2 separate regions of the Homo sapiens genome follow, and region 1 is linked to region 2. A link is a loop called in an ENCODE intact Hi-C map of the cell type or tissue named here. Cell type or tissue: K562. All regions are shown on one strand. Each heading gives the region's core, and the rest is flanking DNA. Links, peaks and the distances in the headings are about the cores only.

The links. A loop is a pair of places that touch in the nucleus more often than their neighbours do. Peaks named below come from ENCODE experiments on the same cell type or tissue, not always from the same donor. Only the 100,000 strongest peaks of a DNase experiment are listed, where the experiment ranks them.
Region 1: a loop joins it to region 2, with 5 times the contacts of the local background. A loop is called at or near these places in 10 of 110 quality-filtered maps.

Annotation. Positions count from the first base shown.
Region 1 is chr2:138,823,726-138,832,148 of GRCh38, forward strand. No RefSeq gene overlaps it. Among named protein-coding and RNA genes, the nearest start is that of NXPH2, 48 kb to the left of the region's middle. In K562, for the core only: CTCF peaks have their summits at 3,913 (motif pointing left) and 5,782 (motif pointing left); DNase peaks (open chromatin) are centred at 3,876 and 5,796.
Region 2 is chr2:137,947,016-137,955,276 of GRCh38, forward strand. No RefSeq gene overlaps it. Among named protein-coding and RNA genes, the nearest start is that of HNMT, 13 kb to the right of the region's middle. In K562, for the core only: a CTCF peak has its summit at 918 (motif pointing right); DNase peaks (open chromatin) are centred at 916 and 3,386.

The sequences.
Region 1 (8,423 bases), core at 142-8,141, 880 kb after region 2:
TTTGGCTTCCCTGCCAATCTAGGAACCTTTGCAGCAGGCCCACTCCTATCTCATTTCAAGGGAAGCACGGAGTGGTGGCCGGATTGAATTACCTGGAGTCAATTGGAGACAAAGAATAGGGGTGGGGCTCACAGCCATCAGCACACAGATCTTGGTAGCTCCTCTTCAGTGCAGTCTGCTGAGGCACCACACCATAGAAAGCAGCCAGTGGTCCACAGGTCCACAGATCTTCCAGGACTGAGTTCCTAGCCACCTTTCCCACATAGCTGGGGTGCTTTTGTAGAGACTTTCCCAGACCTAGCATACACTACAGGCCTGAATTAAGTTCTAGTGCTTACATTAAATCTTCCCCAGATCTTGAAACAACTGCAAGTCAACAGCTAAGTTCAGGTGCAGCAATGAAGTTCCAGTATTTACAGTTATCCCCAGAACAGAAAGCAAATGGGGATCAGAGATTAAGTTCTGGTACGGTAATTACATTCTGAGGCTCACATTAAGCCTTCCTGAGATTGAGAAATAACTGCAGGTCAGCGATTAAATTCCAGTATCAAATAGTAAAGATCTAACACCATCAGGCTGGGTGCGGTGGCTCACGCCTGTAATCCCAACACTTTGGGAGGCCAAGGTAGGCGAATCACCTGATGTCAGGAGTTCAAGACCAGCCTGGCCAATATAGTGAAACCCTGTCTCTACCTAAAATACAAAAAAAATTAGCCAGGCGCCCAGTGGGTGGAGGTTGCAGTGAGCCGAGATCACACCACTGCATTCCAGCCCGGGCAACAAGAGCGAAAACTCTGTCTCAAAAAAAAAAAAAAAAAAAATCTAACACCACCAAAGAGCACATACAAAGGCTGGAAGAGTTGGCCTTCAAATCTGCAAGCATCAATGCAAGGATACAAAGAATATGAAGAATCAGGGAAATATAACCCTACCCCCCAAAACTCCAAAACAATAGCACAATGAATAAAACTCAAGTAATAAACCTAGACAAAAAGGAGAATTATAAAATGACTGGCAAAGAATTCAGAATAATCCCCTTTAAAACTCCTGGGAAATTACAAATATAGATAGAAGATTAAATTTGAAAAACAATTCATGAACAAAATGAGAAGTTTGACAAAAAAAGAAACATTAAATAAAGAAAGCCCAGAAACAGACTATAATAACTGAACTAGTTATAGACTATAATAACTGAACTAGTTAATAAGAAACCTTCATATAATAAAATTTTCTGAAAAAGAGAGAGAAAAAAACTAGTAAGCTTAAAGAAATAATGGCTAAAAATTTCCCAAATCTGGGAAAAGACAATAACATCCAGGTACAGGAAACTCAGAGGTTGCCAATCAAATAGAGTTAACAGGAAAAATTAAAGTTTAATAAATTTAATTAGAAAAAAATTGGAAAAAACAAAGATGTAAAACCATATTCATGGTTGTTTAAGAGTGTGTTGTACAAAATGATTAACATAGAGAATCACTATTGTACTCCTATCTTTTGGTCATTCTGCAATATAATTAAACAAAAGGTCACGAGGAAAAGAACGATTCCATATACTAGACATGTTTACTTTGAATGAACAGCATGTATACCAACATTTAGGTTTTTAATGTGATGAATAATCTTGTTTGTTAATTTATTTAATCCAAGGATAGGATTAATAGCATTGCTATTTTCAGGGAATAATGTACAGTAGACTGTTGATGGGAGTGGAAGTAGGGATTTTAAAGCGCTTATTTCATTTCCATTCCCACTTTCCACTTCACTTATCCATAGGGCAGCTTTGCTGTTGCCTGCATCTTGGTGTAGTTAGAAACATGGGCTCCCGAACCAGTCTTTCTGTGGGTTCACATCTTCGTTCACTATTTACTAAATATCATGCATTGGGCAAGTTATTTAGATGATCTGTATCTCATTTTCTTTGTGAACGAAATGGGGTTGATAAATCTCTATAGAGTTGTTGTGAGGGTTAAACACTTATGGAAAGTGTTTCATAAGTACTCCCAAATTGTTAGCAACCATTTACCAGAGACCAAAGGTAGGAAACAGTGTTTGACAGCATCAGAGAAAAAGATGGACAGGAACAACAAGCTGTTTGTTATAAAGCTCCTCTAGTATGGTGAGCTTTATTAACCAACTGCCGTGGCGGTGCAAGCAAGGGGAAAGCCTTCCTCCCTCCAGCCTTCCCGTGCACTTGCTGGCCCATACAAGAACGCTGCTGAGGTCAACTGTCCCTCAGGAAAGGGCAGTGCTGGGGCCTGGGAGTGCCTGCAGACCCTGGACCATCTTCAGACCCCTTTCTAGCTCCATTTTACTGCATTCACCAAGAAAACTTCTGGTTTTACTTTCCTTTCCCTAAGAATTTTATTGATTGATTGATTGTAGAAATGGGATCTTGCTATTGTTGCCCAGGCTGATCTTGAACTCCTGGGCTGAAGCCACTCCCCTGCCTCCACTTCCCAAAGTGCTAGGATTGCAGGCATGAGCCACTGCACCTGGCCCATCTAGGACATTTAAAAATATTATTTGTTCCTTGCTGAGCCTTAAACACTATAGATCCGTTTTTTTTTTTTTTCAGGACTTTTCATCTTCTGTTCAGATTGCCATTGCATTCCCAGACATGGGTGCTAAGAGTCTAACTTTGGATCTCTGACAAGTGGTGAGCTTCTCATTTTCTCTTGCAGCCCAGCTGAGCCCTCTCCATACTGGCCATATGCCTGCTCCCTTCCTGCTCTCCTGGGCCTCTAGCTAGTCTCTACCTGTCTGATCTGAGCCCTAAACTCCCCCGTCTGGTCTCTCTTCCTGACTCCCTATATGTATGCATGTTTCCAGAACCTTTCCTCTCCTGGTAAGTGACAGTAGAGAACCATTCAGCTAAATATAGATTTTCCATGTCTGCTGGATAAGATAGAAAATTAAATTTGAAAAACAATTCATGAACAAAATGTTTCTTAATAAATAACAGCTAAAATTTGTTGAGGAGAGAAAGCAGACTAAATATCTTCTAGTCTTATAAGTTAATTCTTATCATCAGAACTATGTGACAGTGCAGTAATCAAGGCTTAGCGAGCTTGAGCAATTTGTACAAAGTTAAACAGTTAATGGTGTGGAGTGGATTCAAGCCCTCTTTGGTGGCTGCAAAACCCACCGTCAGGTCACCAAGTTCTGCTGCCTCAGCTAATCACTTGATACCTGGTGAGATGTTCTTATCTTCCTTTGATCCCCACCACAGCCCTATAAAGGAAGCTGAGAAGGGCCTATTATTGCTATTTTACAAGCGAGAAAATTGAGGGCCAAAAAAGACGGCATCAGAGAAGGGGAAGGAAGTGGCCTCCAGACCTCCTAGCAATGAGACTCCAGGGCTCTTGCTACTTCAAGGAAAATTGATGAGATTCCACCCCCAAAGTGTGGTAAGGGGGTGAAGCTCTGTCTCCTGTGCTGACTGGTCAGCCAACTTTGTGATGGCTGGAAGCCCTGCATCCTACCATCTGTTAGGTATGTTTAATATCGCTACTGGTAACAAATTGATCTGTGGGAAGTGTTTAAGCCTAAGCTCTTCCCCCAAGCACTTCCCCCAGATTTAGTTTATTTAAATCTAGTTTCTTTCCCCTACTAACCAGTAAAGAGTATTCGAATTTGTAAGTTTCCAGCGTTTACAGCTTTCCAAATGAACCAGCCAGCATGAAAGAAGTATGTTTTCCTTTTATTTGCTATTTGTAATATTATAGTTTTCACTCTCAGCGCCCATTGGCAGATGCACAGGAATGTTTAGAGATGTATTTATCACTTGGGTTGGACTTGGCTTACACACCCAGCTCAACTCCTGTATCAGGGACTCACCACTCTTTATCACTGTTCACTATGCTCATCAGAAATGAAGCGGCATGTTGACTGGAACAGTAGCTCTATGCTGCCATCTTCTGGAATTCTAGAGAAGATGCTTTTCCTGTGTAGTTACTAGAAAATACTTTTAAGTAGAATTTAAGAGACCTAGACAAACAGAAAAAAACTCAAAACATGATAGATGCTTGTACACTGAAGAAGGAAGCCAGAGAAGATTATTTCAAAACCAAAATGACTGTAAATAAAAGTAATGAAGTTATGCTATGTTTTCATTTTCTTTTCAACATTTACTATACTTGCTGTTAAAAATTTTGGATTGAAATCAAATACCTGCTGTAGTATCGAATCAGACAGGGGTTGAGCATTATCTCCTGAAGATGTGCAATTTTCTTCTTGGCTAAAGCCAATTTATAACTAAGAAAGGCAATAGGGAACAATTCTCCCAGGATTCCATAGACAAAGATCACAGGAAAAGGGAACTTCTGAGATAAAATGGCATTTGTAATCCCCAAGAATGGCTCCAAAAAGACTGTGCTTGCTATAAATCAAGATTTATTTTATCTCTTGAATCTACAGAGATTTCAGAACAAAGGACTTAAAAATATTTTCCAAATCCAAAACGCCAAAAGTGTTAAGCATTTTGGGGATCCTTGTGTTTTTAGGCTCAAACCTCAAATAACTGAAAAGCAATGTAGCCAGAATTTCAATTTTTAAATATATTTGAAATGGTATCAAATTATAAAAAGTTAAACATTCAGAAATCTTGCTATAAAAGTAATTGTAACTGCTATTTCTCTTCCTTGGCTTTAGGTTAAATGTCAGCTCCCCAAGGAAGCCTTCTCCAACTGCTGGCAGACGCCAAGCTCCCTGCTTTACTTCACTTGTTGCTCTCTGCCTTTATAACATTGAACACAGCTGTCCGTGATTAAATATTTATTTGTGTAATATTTAGTCAATTCCTCCCCTTCTCTCCTCAAACATATCTGTTCTCCATGTCTGGCAGAGAAGAGATATTCAATAATTATTTGCTTAATGAATTAATGGCCTTTTGGTGTATGTCCTGGGGTCAGTATTTCTCAGCTTCAATCCCTCGTAACTTCCTCATCCACAACTACTGACAATTCGAGTATCTGTGCCAAATCCAAATTGTCTAATTTAGTTATATTCAGCATACTCCTAATGGAGCCCAGATGGAAAGTGGGCTCTTTCAAGTTCAAAGAATTCTGATCATAAGGGTTGAAGTATCAGGGTTTCTCAGATAAACAAAAGTCCAAAGAACTAAAGCATCCCATTCTCCAAGTAATTTGGTTTTCAATGTCATTAAGCAGACACTATTCCCTCTGATCAATACCATAATATCTCAGCCTCAGTTGACAAATCAGCGTTAGGTTGCTGTCAGATTCCACTAAGAACTATGTGCACCTTCACTTGTCTAAGGTGCCACTGGGTCCATCCATCCATCATAAGGAATCTTTGCCATTTAAGGAGTGATGTCGAGGCCGAGGCGGGTGGATCACCTGAGGTCAGGAGTTCGAGGCCGGTCTAGCCAACATGGTGAAACCCCGTCTCTACTAAAAATAGAAAACATTAGCCGGGCGTGGTGGTGCGCCTGTAATCTCAGCTACTCTGGAGGCTGAGGTAGGAGAATAGCTTGAACCCAGGAGGCAGAGGTTGCAGTGAGCCGAGATCTCACCATTGCACTCCAGCCTGGGCACAACAGCAAAACTCTGTCTCAAAAAAAAAAAAAAAAAAAGAAAAAGAAAAAGAAAAAAAGAAGTGATGTCATTTGAAGCAGCATTCAGAGTCCCTCTGAAAATCCACTTTTCACTGAAAAGACACAATTCCATATGTTAAAACCAGTGCAATTACCCATCATTTTCAGTGTGATAACCTGCTAATGCTTCATCCCGCTACTGGAGCCCGGTCTTATTAGTTAGGGCAGGGGGCCCTCTGCTGGGGACATGCCCAGGTCACTGCTTCAAGGCTGATGATCAGGCTGAGTCTGTGTGTCACTCTCACTCAGCTTCTGCAAGCACTGCCACTGGAGAACTGAGAGGACATCAATTGTGGTTGTAGAGCAATGTTTACCTTTGCTTCTGAATAGCATGGTGTGGGCATTTGAAACCTCATGTAAAATAGGTCCAGAAACTCTCAGACTGTTTAAAAGTGCATTCTTGTATTTGTCTGGTTTCCCATTTGATTTTCAGGTTTTACTGAAGTGAGCTGGTTGGGTTGCTTTCTGACTCTCTGGCAGGAAAAACAAAATGAAGTTGCTCTCTAAATAAACTTTTCTACTTATACAGCCATCGCTTTTTGACCTGTCAAGTCCCCTACAGGTAACACACTTGAGCCTATTGATGTGGTGCTATTCTCTAAGTTTCCAAAGCTTAAAGAACACCAGATAGCTAGGACCACGTTAAAGTCTGAAGTTAAGAAGTGGTTAGGCTATGATTTTGTGAATTTGCACTGAAAACATTGCCTAAGAGAAGAAAAAGAACTAAGAGTGCAGGCAGAGCAGAATAGTGTTTCATAGCGTTTGTGCGTGTTCACTCATTTTGGTTTTGTTTTGTTTTGCTTTTCTGAGGAATGAAATAATCCCATTTGTAAAAAATGTTACAAGGTCATTGTTTACTAAATCTTAGTTTACCAGATAGTTGTTTCTCCAATGCAGTTTAGATTATTGGAGTGTGGTCTCCCATTGCTGTCTTCTTTTCCAATATTGTAGCAAGGGCTAGCAATTCCCTCATTAGGACCTGTACGTTTATGTTTTTCCTGCTCAGTGGACAACCAAAGACAACTATCAAATTGAACTGCTTTACTTACTCCTGTAATAGACAGTTGGGCTTTTATAAGCATTGTTTGAGGTGCTTGTTCCTGGAAACTCTGCTACTGAAAATCCTGTTATTATCCAAGTCTGATATGATCAAGATAGCAAATGCCTGGCCAAGAACACAGACAGGTTGGCCTAGTTCAAGGAACATTAGATGGGAGGAACTTAGGCCTAGAACAGTCCGTTGATGTGAGATAAAAAGCATATCTGACATTAGGTAAAAGAAAAAAACCTTCTTTAAATTATGATTAATGCAAAATGAGCTATAATATGGATGTCATAATGAATCACTAGCAGGAAAAATTTTAATGCCAATGAAACTCACTGCAGTGGATCATATAAGTGCAGTGTATGGGATGTGTCAGGGGTGTGCAATGCGCAAGGGAGAAGGTACTCTGAACCTTGATTTCTAGATTTAGTTAGATAGAAACAGCCCTAGGCTGTTTTATGTGCCAGGCTTTGTACTAAGACTTTTAAATGTGTAAGTTCCTATAATCTTTACTACAACTGCATAACATGGGCATTATTATACTCCTTTTAAGAATGACAGAAAATGAAGACAGTTTAGTTATGTTTCTTGCCCCATAACACATAATCATTAAGGATTAGATGTGGAATTCAAATTTAATTATCATTATTATTTTGTTTTAACTCCAAAGCCTACTTACTTTCTATTAATTTACCCTCTCTTCTTGAACTCTGGTTGAAGGAAGCATGCAGTCTATATCCGTGGTTTTTGTTCAACATATTTGGGTAAATACACATTTCCCACTTTTATGTTCGTTAGAGATCTAGAGATTGAGTTTAGGTTTGTTATTTTCCCTTGTTTATTAAGTACAGTTACATGCTGTTCCACAGTGTTTTAGTCATTGATGGACCACATACAACAGTGGTCCCATAGGGTTATAATGAAGCTGAAAAATTTCTATTGCATATATGAAGCAATGCATTACTCACATGTTGGTGGTGATTGCTCACGTGTTTGTGGTGATGCTGGTGTAAACAAACCTACTGCATTGCCACTCATATAAAATTATAGTACATGCAATTATGTACAGTACATACTACTTGATAATGACAATGAATGACTGTGCTACTGTTTTACATATTTATTATACTATACTTTTAATTGTTATTTTACAATGTACTCCTTCTACCTATAAAAAATGTTTACTGTAGAGCAGTATGCCCGGTTACACCAGCAGAAGCCCATACATCTTGTGTTTACTACATTTGTTGATTGCATAATTTTCTCTTCTACTTGATGTGAGCATTACTTCAAAAGAATCAAAAAGATAAAACAATTAAAAAGTGCATAAAGTAAAAAACTTACAGGGAACTAAGATTAATTTGTTATTGAAGAAAGAAATTTAAAAACGGTAAGCCTGGTGCAACTTGTGTGCACTATTTATAAAGTCCTCAGTAGTATACAGTAATATTCTAGGCATTTACATTCACTCAGTACTTACTTACTGACTCACCCAGAGGAACTTCCAGCTCTGCAAGCTCCATCCATAATAAAGGTCATGCAGGTATACCATTTAAAAAAATCTTTTGTACTGCATTTTTACTGATCTTTTCTATGTTTAGATAAGTTTAGACACACAAATCCTTACCATTGTGTTACAATTGACTACAGTAATTGTACAGTAACATGCTGTACAGGTTTGTAGCCTAGGAGCAATTTAGCCTACATGTGTGTTAGGCTATACCATCTAGGTTTGTGTATGTACACTCCATGATGTTCACACAA
Region 2 (8,261 bases), core at 1-8,000:
ATACCTAGTTTATAGTATTTTATTACAGGGGCCCAAACAGACTAAGAGAGTACATGTTGTTTAGACAGGAGTATAATGAGGATTTAGTAAGAATACAGTAAGGTGAAAACAAAATGCAATCAATTGTGGAACAGAGGGAAGAAATGTTGCCTCTGCTTGGAGAGAGTGTTGGAAGGCTTTATAGCAGGGGTAACCTTTGAACTAGGGGTTTCTGAAATAAATGTGTACAGGGTAGAATTTCCAAGCAGCAGAACGCATGCAGAAAAGCATCAAGAAGTCATAAAATAGGTTGTTCTTGGCAAATGATACAAAGTTATAGGTGTGGGAATGTTGGTCGTGAGAGGAAGTTTCGTTCTCAGAATCAAAATCAGTAGCAGCTAGGTACTCATCTCACAATGTTGCTTCAGAAAAATACAACTGTAAACTTATTCCTTGAAATATTGCAGGCTGCTCATTTTTCCTGGGTTTCTCACTGTGACTGTCCACCTATCACTTCCTCTTTCCTTAGCTATTGTGCTTGCCATGTCTTCTATTACTCAGTAACTCAGGAGAGAGATATGGGCTTACATTACCAAGGTCTAACAGGATGGGAGACATGAGGCTTGTTGAAAAAAAAAAAAAAGGAGTAATTCAACATACATGATGGGATTTGAAGATTTTAATTCATGTCAGAATTCTTTCTGGATTCCAGATTTGGCTGCAAATTTCATAAGAAATCGTTGAAGTATAGGTATTTGTAGTTAAACGATCTCAACGAACAAGACATACTATGGTCTTTAACCCCTGTGCTCCAGGAACTTAGATCCCTGGTGTTCCAGGCCAGTGTTCTTTTTATCCTGTTTTATCCCTGCTTAGGTATGCAAAATCAAGAATAAACAGGGTTTCTTCCTTCAGTGGAAACAGGGTCACAAGCCACCAGGTGGCAGTGGTCGTTAAAAGTGGATACAAGTTACAGGACAAGAATATTCTGTACTCCTTCCTCTTTTCATCCTGGCCATATTGGAAAAGTTTTTCATGTTCTAAAATTTCATGAACATCTCCAGCTGGATCCTACTTTTCTATGGGCAATGCCATTCTTTCAGTTTCTCAAGTTCATGTATTATTTACCTTTCTAATCACTTATTTTTTAATCCAATTAATCTGCTTCTTACTAACACATTGTTTTTATCACATGAATTTTCTCAAATACTTGCAATGGCTTCTTAGCAACTACTTTGTTCTTGTAAAGTTGCTGTGAAGTTGTTAACAATTGCTTTGTAGTCAAGTAGTTTTCAAGCTCTTCAGGCTCATAACCAAAACTCATACTGCCTAGACCAATCCACCTTTACATAAACATAGAATCACATAGTGTTGTACATTGAAAGTAACTAGTAAAATTTGTAGAAATTATAAATTTACAAATTTGTAGTAAAATAATCACTACACAAAAAATAATAAAATATGTAAATATTATTCAAATCTATCAAAATATGTATTTAAAATACCAATCATTGAAATGGCATATAATTGATATTTGTATATAATTATAAATATACAAATTTATAGAAATGAAAATATAAGGGTTTTAGCCCTTATATTTTTTAACACCAATAAGTCATTTAAAGCTATCAACTGAAAAGTGAAATAACAGGCACTAAAACTTAGAGAAATTATGGTTAGGTTTATTTTGAGCCAAGTTTGGGGTCTTAAGCCTGGAAACACAGACTCAGTGCAGACTGAGAATGAGTCTCCAAAGTAGGTTCCATGAGGCACAGTATATAATTTCCTAATAGAAGGATGCATGTGGTACAGAAGGTGGGAGAAGCAGGGCCATGAAGCAGCAGTTACATTCCTATGATTCTGACTGGTGCTCAGTGACACTATCCATAGGTGATATATATGCATAAAGTGTACATGCAGTTGAGCGGGTAGGGACTAAGGTTAGGCATCTGAGGATCTGGTACAGGGTGAGTGATTCCATCTTGTCTTTGTTCTACCTCTGATACACGTTTATAACCTGTACCTGTCGGTGAAATACTTAACAAACTGCAGTTACGCAGGTAAGAGGTCAAATTTAGTTTATAGGCCTAGGTTTTATTACCCATGTGCCTGACTGCAACCATCGTGGCCACTGTTAAAATTTTCTTTTGATTTTTTTTTTTATGACAAAGCCTATAGGCCCTTGAGGTTTAAAGATTACACATTATAAAATTTCAGCCAGGTACAGTAGCTCATGCCTGTAATCCCAGAGCTGTGGGAGGCTGAGGTGGAAGTATGGTGGGAGGCGACGAGTTCAAGACTAGCCTGGGCAACATTGAGAGACCCCATGTCTAAGAAAATAAAATAAAATAAAATAAAATGTCAGTGTCATATCAGAATTTAACCACAGAGCTGTGGTATAAAACAATGCATCCTCCTGTGACAAGAGCTAGCTGTTTTTACATAGAATAGACTAGCTTAATTCATTCACATCCAGGAAACAAGCTCACCAACTGATTTAAGATTTTATGCTGACTGTAATAGCTATAATAGTTTCATCTTGTATGTACAGAATAATTTATAAAGGCACAAGGTGATACTTATTAGATCATTTGAGCCTCACAGGTGTCATATGAGGTTGACAGAAGAGTGTTACTCATGTTCTATTTTACAGAGAGAAGGATTTAAGTTCAGCAGAAGTAAGGTATTTGTCCAAGATGAGATGACTAAGAAGTGGCATAAATCAGATCTTCACTGGGTCTCCAGGATCCAGGTAACAAATGGAAGCAGGACCAGCTTTGGCTGCTGAGGAGATAGCAGGCAACTGCTAGGACTCTTTACTACTAGATATTCCATGGGAACCTGGAGGACTTGGGGCTGGCAGGTTCTGTCTTGGTATCCAGAGGAAGTCTAGAAAAATTCAAGAAACTTAGTAAAGATAAAATAACTTCTTTCCTGCCACCCACATGTAGTTTCCAAACTTTTTTTTTTTTTTTTGGTGCAGCAGAAATCCTTTTTCATAAGAAAACTAAGTTGATCTGCTCTGGTTGCAGGAGAACCCAGGGAGCTGCTGGCTTGGGTTGACTCTACCCTCTCCACATGGCTCCTGAGAGACCGCAGAATGGAAAGGTTCCAAGAAATACGGTCAGAAAAAAATTGTTTAAAAACACTTGCAGTATTCAGGATCCCTCTTTATAAGCAATAGAAACAGATGCTAGCCCACCTAGGCAGAGAAGGTATTTATTTGAATCCTCTGAGTGGTTTTGCTTCACTCACAGCATCATGGGGAGGCCTGGAGAAGTGGACCTGGTAGCTGCTTGCCGAACAGAAGCCTGAAACAGCACCTGGAATAGGTGTGGTGAGGAAAACTCTGCTTCATGTCTTGTGCTCTACTGGGCCTTGGTGCTTTGAGCCCATCCATATCTCTCCCCCGCGTTACTGAGTAATAGAGGACATGGCAAGCACAGTAGCTAAGAAAAGAGGAAGTAATAGGTGGACAGAGTCACCGGGAGAAAGACAGGAAAAATGAGCAGCCTGAAATATTTCAAGGAATAACTTAAAGAATTGTATTTTTCTGAAGCAATATGGTGACATAGATACATAGTGGCTATTGACTTTGATTCTGAGAATAAATGTTTCCTCTCACAGCCAACATTCCATCATCTATAACTTCTTATCATTCCCCAAGAGCAACAGGCTTTTTTTTTTTTTTTTTTTTTTTTTTTGAGACAGAGCCTTGCTCTGTTGCCCAGTCTGGAGTGCAGTCGAGCGATCTCGGCTCACTGCAACCCCCACCTCCTGGGTTCAAGCAATTCTCCTGCCTCAGCCTCACGAGTAGCTGGGATTACAGGTGTGTGCCATCACACCTGGCTAATTTTTTTATTTTCAGTAGAGATGCGGTTTCACCATATTGGCCAGGCTGGTCTTCAACTCCTGACCACAAGTGATCCACCCGCCTCAGCCTCCCAAAGTGCTGGGATTACAGGCATGAGCCACTGCACCTGGCCTAAAATTTCTTGATGTGTTTATTTTTTAAATGTTTTTAAAATTTCAATAGCTTTTGGGATACAAGTGGGTTTTGGTTACATGGATGATTGTATAGTGGTGAAGTCTGAAATTGCAGTGCATCTGTCACCCGAGTAGTGTACACTGTACCCAATATGTAGTTTTTCAATTTCTCGCCCTCCTCCCACCCTTCCACTTCTGAGTCTCCAATGTCCATTATCCTACTGCATGCCTTTGTGTACCTATAGCTTAGCTCCCACTTATAAGTGAGAACATGTAGTATTTGGTTTTCCATTCCTGAGTTACTTCACTTAGGATAATGACCTCCAGCTCCATTCAAGTTGCTGCAAAAGACATTACTTTGTTCTTTTTTATGGCTGAGTAGTATTCCATGGTGTATATATACCATATTTTCTTTATCCAATCATTGGGAGATAGGCACTTAGGTTGGTTCCATATCTTTGCAATTGTGAATTGTGCTTAATAAACATATGTGTGCAGGTGTGTTTTTGCTATAATGATTTCTTTTCCTTTAAGCAGATACCCAGTAGTGGGATTGCTGGATCAAATGGTAGGCCTACTTTTAGTTCTTTAAGAAATCTCCATACTTTTTTCCATAGAGGTTGTACTAAATTACATTCCCACCAGCAGTGTGTTAGCATTCCTTTTCCACCACATCCACACCAATGTCTGTTGTTTTTTAACTTTTTAAGTTAAAAAACATTCTTGCAGGAGTGAGATGTTATCTCTTGATGCCTTTCTTAATGCCTTCTGCTGCTTGGAAATTCGACCCTGCCACCTACACATTTCTTTCAGAAACTCTTAGCTCAGAGGTTACCCATGGTGAAAAGCATGATTCATACCTCAAGTCAAACTTCCACATCCTAGTCCTGCGACCAGTGGCAATTCACTGTTCTGGGCCATGGTCTCTTCATCTGGAAAATGCGGGCAATGCAGGTTGATGGAGTATTAAAGAAGTTAATTGAAGATGACTATAAACTATAACACAGTTTACAAATATAAGGTATGATTATTATAATATCCTTCTCTTCTTCTCTCTCTTTAGACCCACAGGGTTCTTGCAAAAAATAAAAATAAAAGAGTGAAAGCATGCCCCTCTCCCACCCACACACACTTTCCCTATGATCCTTTTCTATCAGCACATTCTCCTGACTTTTGGAACATTCCTTCTCAGGTCTGAATTCTTTAATCACCATAATTAATCTGAGGCCTTGGTTCTCAAAGTTGGTGTTTTTCTGTTTGTTTTGTTTGTTTGTTTGGTGTGTGTGCAAAGGAAGAGAAGTCAGGAAATCCCAGCAAAATTTAAGGAAGTGGGAAACTGAGGAGAGGTGGGAAGAAGGAATTAGGGAGGTGGAGGGGACAGGTTAAACGTCAAGTCTACTGATAAGCATGTCTAATCTAAAGCGAAACTGACACACTTGTTCAAAGTTTCCAAGTTGACAATGTTCATTTTTTTATTTTTAAAAATTTACATACAGTAAAATCCATTCTTTTTAGTGTACAGTTCTAGGAGTTTTGACAAATGCCACTGAGATGAGAAGTCTTCTCCCAATCGAAAGTCTTTTCTTGATCCAATGTTTCGTGGTCTCAGGGGCTTCAAGAAATGAAGCCATGGACTGCAGCGGCGAGTGTTACAGCTCAATGAGAGAAACACGTGGATCCAAAGAGTGTGCGGCGGCAAGATTTATTAAAGTGAAAGGGAAAGTAAAGCTTCCACGTGGTGGAAGCGGACCTGGAAGGCTTGCCGTTTCTGGCTTGGGTGTCTTATGCTTATATCTCCTTATGATCCCTCCTTTTTTCCTTTTTTAGTCCTGTAGAATTAGCTTATTTTTTATCCACTTGTGGATTGGCGGGCCTGATTAGTTAAAAACATCAGGCTGCAGCTAGAGCTTAAACTCCCTATATGATTGGTTGAAGTTTCAATACCTTAGCTTGCAGCTATGACTCATTTTGGCTTAGGGGCAAGTCCCCTTAGGGAAGTCCCTATTGACCCAGGAAGTCCAGCCAACTTAGCCAATTAGTCCCTCACCACCATTATTTTCAGAATGCAGAATGGTGCTGTCTCTCCATACAAACTCCCTCTTGCTGTTCCTTTGTAGCTCACCCTCCCACAGCCCTTAACCCCTGAAAGTCACTGATCTTCTCTGGTTCTCTCTTGGAATTTAAAAATTTGAAATGAAAATTTTTTACCTGAGCAGCAGATGTGATTTACCTCTTACCTCAGTATTGCCTGTGGTCTGGATTTTTGTCGTATGTACTTATAGTAATAAAGTTTAGAGAAGAGCTGTTGTCTTCAGAGCATTCCTATCATTATTTTGGCAAATGCTCTTCCGTCTGGGTGCTAAAGGAAGGTCCTGAGGGTAGGGAGGATATATTGTGTTTGCAAAAATGAACAAGATCTCATAGAAAGGCCATTTTTAGCACAGAATTGCAACACTGGTCTAAAATTAAAATTGCTTCTCCATGAGAAACAACCTTTATTAAAGTAAGTACAAATTCTTTCAGGAGAATCCCAGATTTGATATAATTTTTAATTAAATTTCTCAAAAGCTGGAGCTCATTTATTCTTCCCTCTGTCTGCCACCTAGCAGCAAGCTGCAACATCCTCTATTCATGGGGATCTTGCTTTGAATTCTAATTTCAAGTTGAGTTTTCATACATAATTTTGGCTCATTCCAAATTTACTGAAATTATTTTCTTGAATATCATCAATATCTACTTTCGGCTCACATTTTCACTATGGAAGTCTCCCTGGATATGGCTATTAAGAAGTTTGAGCTATATCTCCTTTCAATACTGGATTGCAGTTAGTATTTTAAAACAAATTAAACAAAACGAATTCCCCAAACAAATTCAATTCCAATATGCATTAATTTCCTATCCTGACTAGAGATAAAAAGGTGATAAAAATGAAACTTAGAAAAATGATTCTAGCAGCAATATTATGAAAAACATGAGCTTTTCACTGTTTATCTGACTAGTAAAAGACCAAATATGTACTGTGAAAAGTTTTAATCAACTTTGACATTTTGTTCCTGGTCCAAACTGAGGGTCGGGCAGCTATCCCTTGCGCGCCAATAACAAGATGCAGATGAATTGGGGAGAAACAGAGTTTTTATTTCTGTAACCAGTCACAGGGAGAAGGCCTGGATCACCAGACCAACTCAAAATTACAAAGTTTTTCAGAGCTTATATACCTTCTAAGCTATATGTCTACATGTAAGTGTGCATTCATCTAATGTTGTAAGTGAATAACTTCTTTTAATCCGTAACTAAGGCCTAAGTCCTGAAGACCTTCCTCTGGAGCCTCAGTAAATTTACTTCATGTAAATGGGTCCAGGTGCTGGGGTGATTACCCTTATCTTGTCTCCTGCTAAATCATGGAGGTTTGGGGAGTTCCCACAGACCTCCAATAAACTTGTTTGTGGAGGCCTGGGGAGTTGCTTCAGACCCACAGTAAAACTTGTTTAATCCTGAATAGGTTCTGTTAAGAGTTCCTTTGTTATTTTGTCATGTTTTAAGGCCCAGGAAAGGCCTAAGCAAAACTCTTGGTGGGCATTTGTTACATTCCAGCCTTTATATAAGGGTACTGACTTTTAATATTTAACTTAACCACTCAGTCAGTACTGAAACAGTTGTTATGGAGGCCTGCATTAGTGAGACCTGGCCTGTCACAATTTCAACCAGCATTTCATTAGGCACCATAACTAGAAACACAGTATAAAACAGAACATACACTTGTGAGAGGCAAAAATCACTGTACTTTTAAAAATTGTCTTTACTTCCTTTTTTGTTTGTTTTAGTAGTATGGAGTTTTGGAGACAAGATCATCTACAGATCAATTCAGAATTATCAAATAGCAAATTTTCAAAAATTATTGAGTTAATCTCCATAAACCTTCACCATCTTTGACCCAATCTGCATTTCACTGCTGCTAGAACTGGACCAGTGGAAGTATTAATTTGGAGTAGTAGAGCAGAGAGTCTTTAAATACACTTTTGGGAACATTATGCCTCTGTTTTTAACCATGTGTTTATTAACTACAAATTTCAGTTGATGGCACAAAATGTGTGCCAAATTGATAACTCTGGAATGTATTTTACCAGAGATCATCTCTGAGCTACTTGAGCTGACTGACACCCCATGTATAATGTCTGATTATACAACATCCTGGGAGCTACTTCTTCTATAGGCATTGACTATATTTAAAAACAACTGCTTTGGGAGGCCGACGCAGGAGGATTGCTTGAGGCCAGGAGTTCAAGACCAGACTGGGC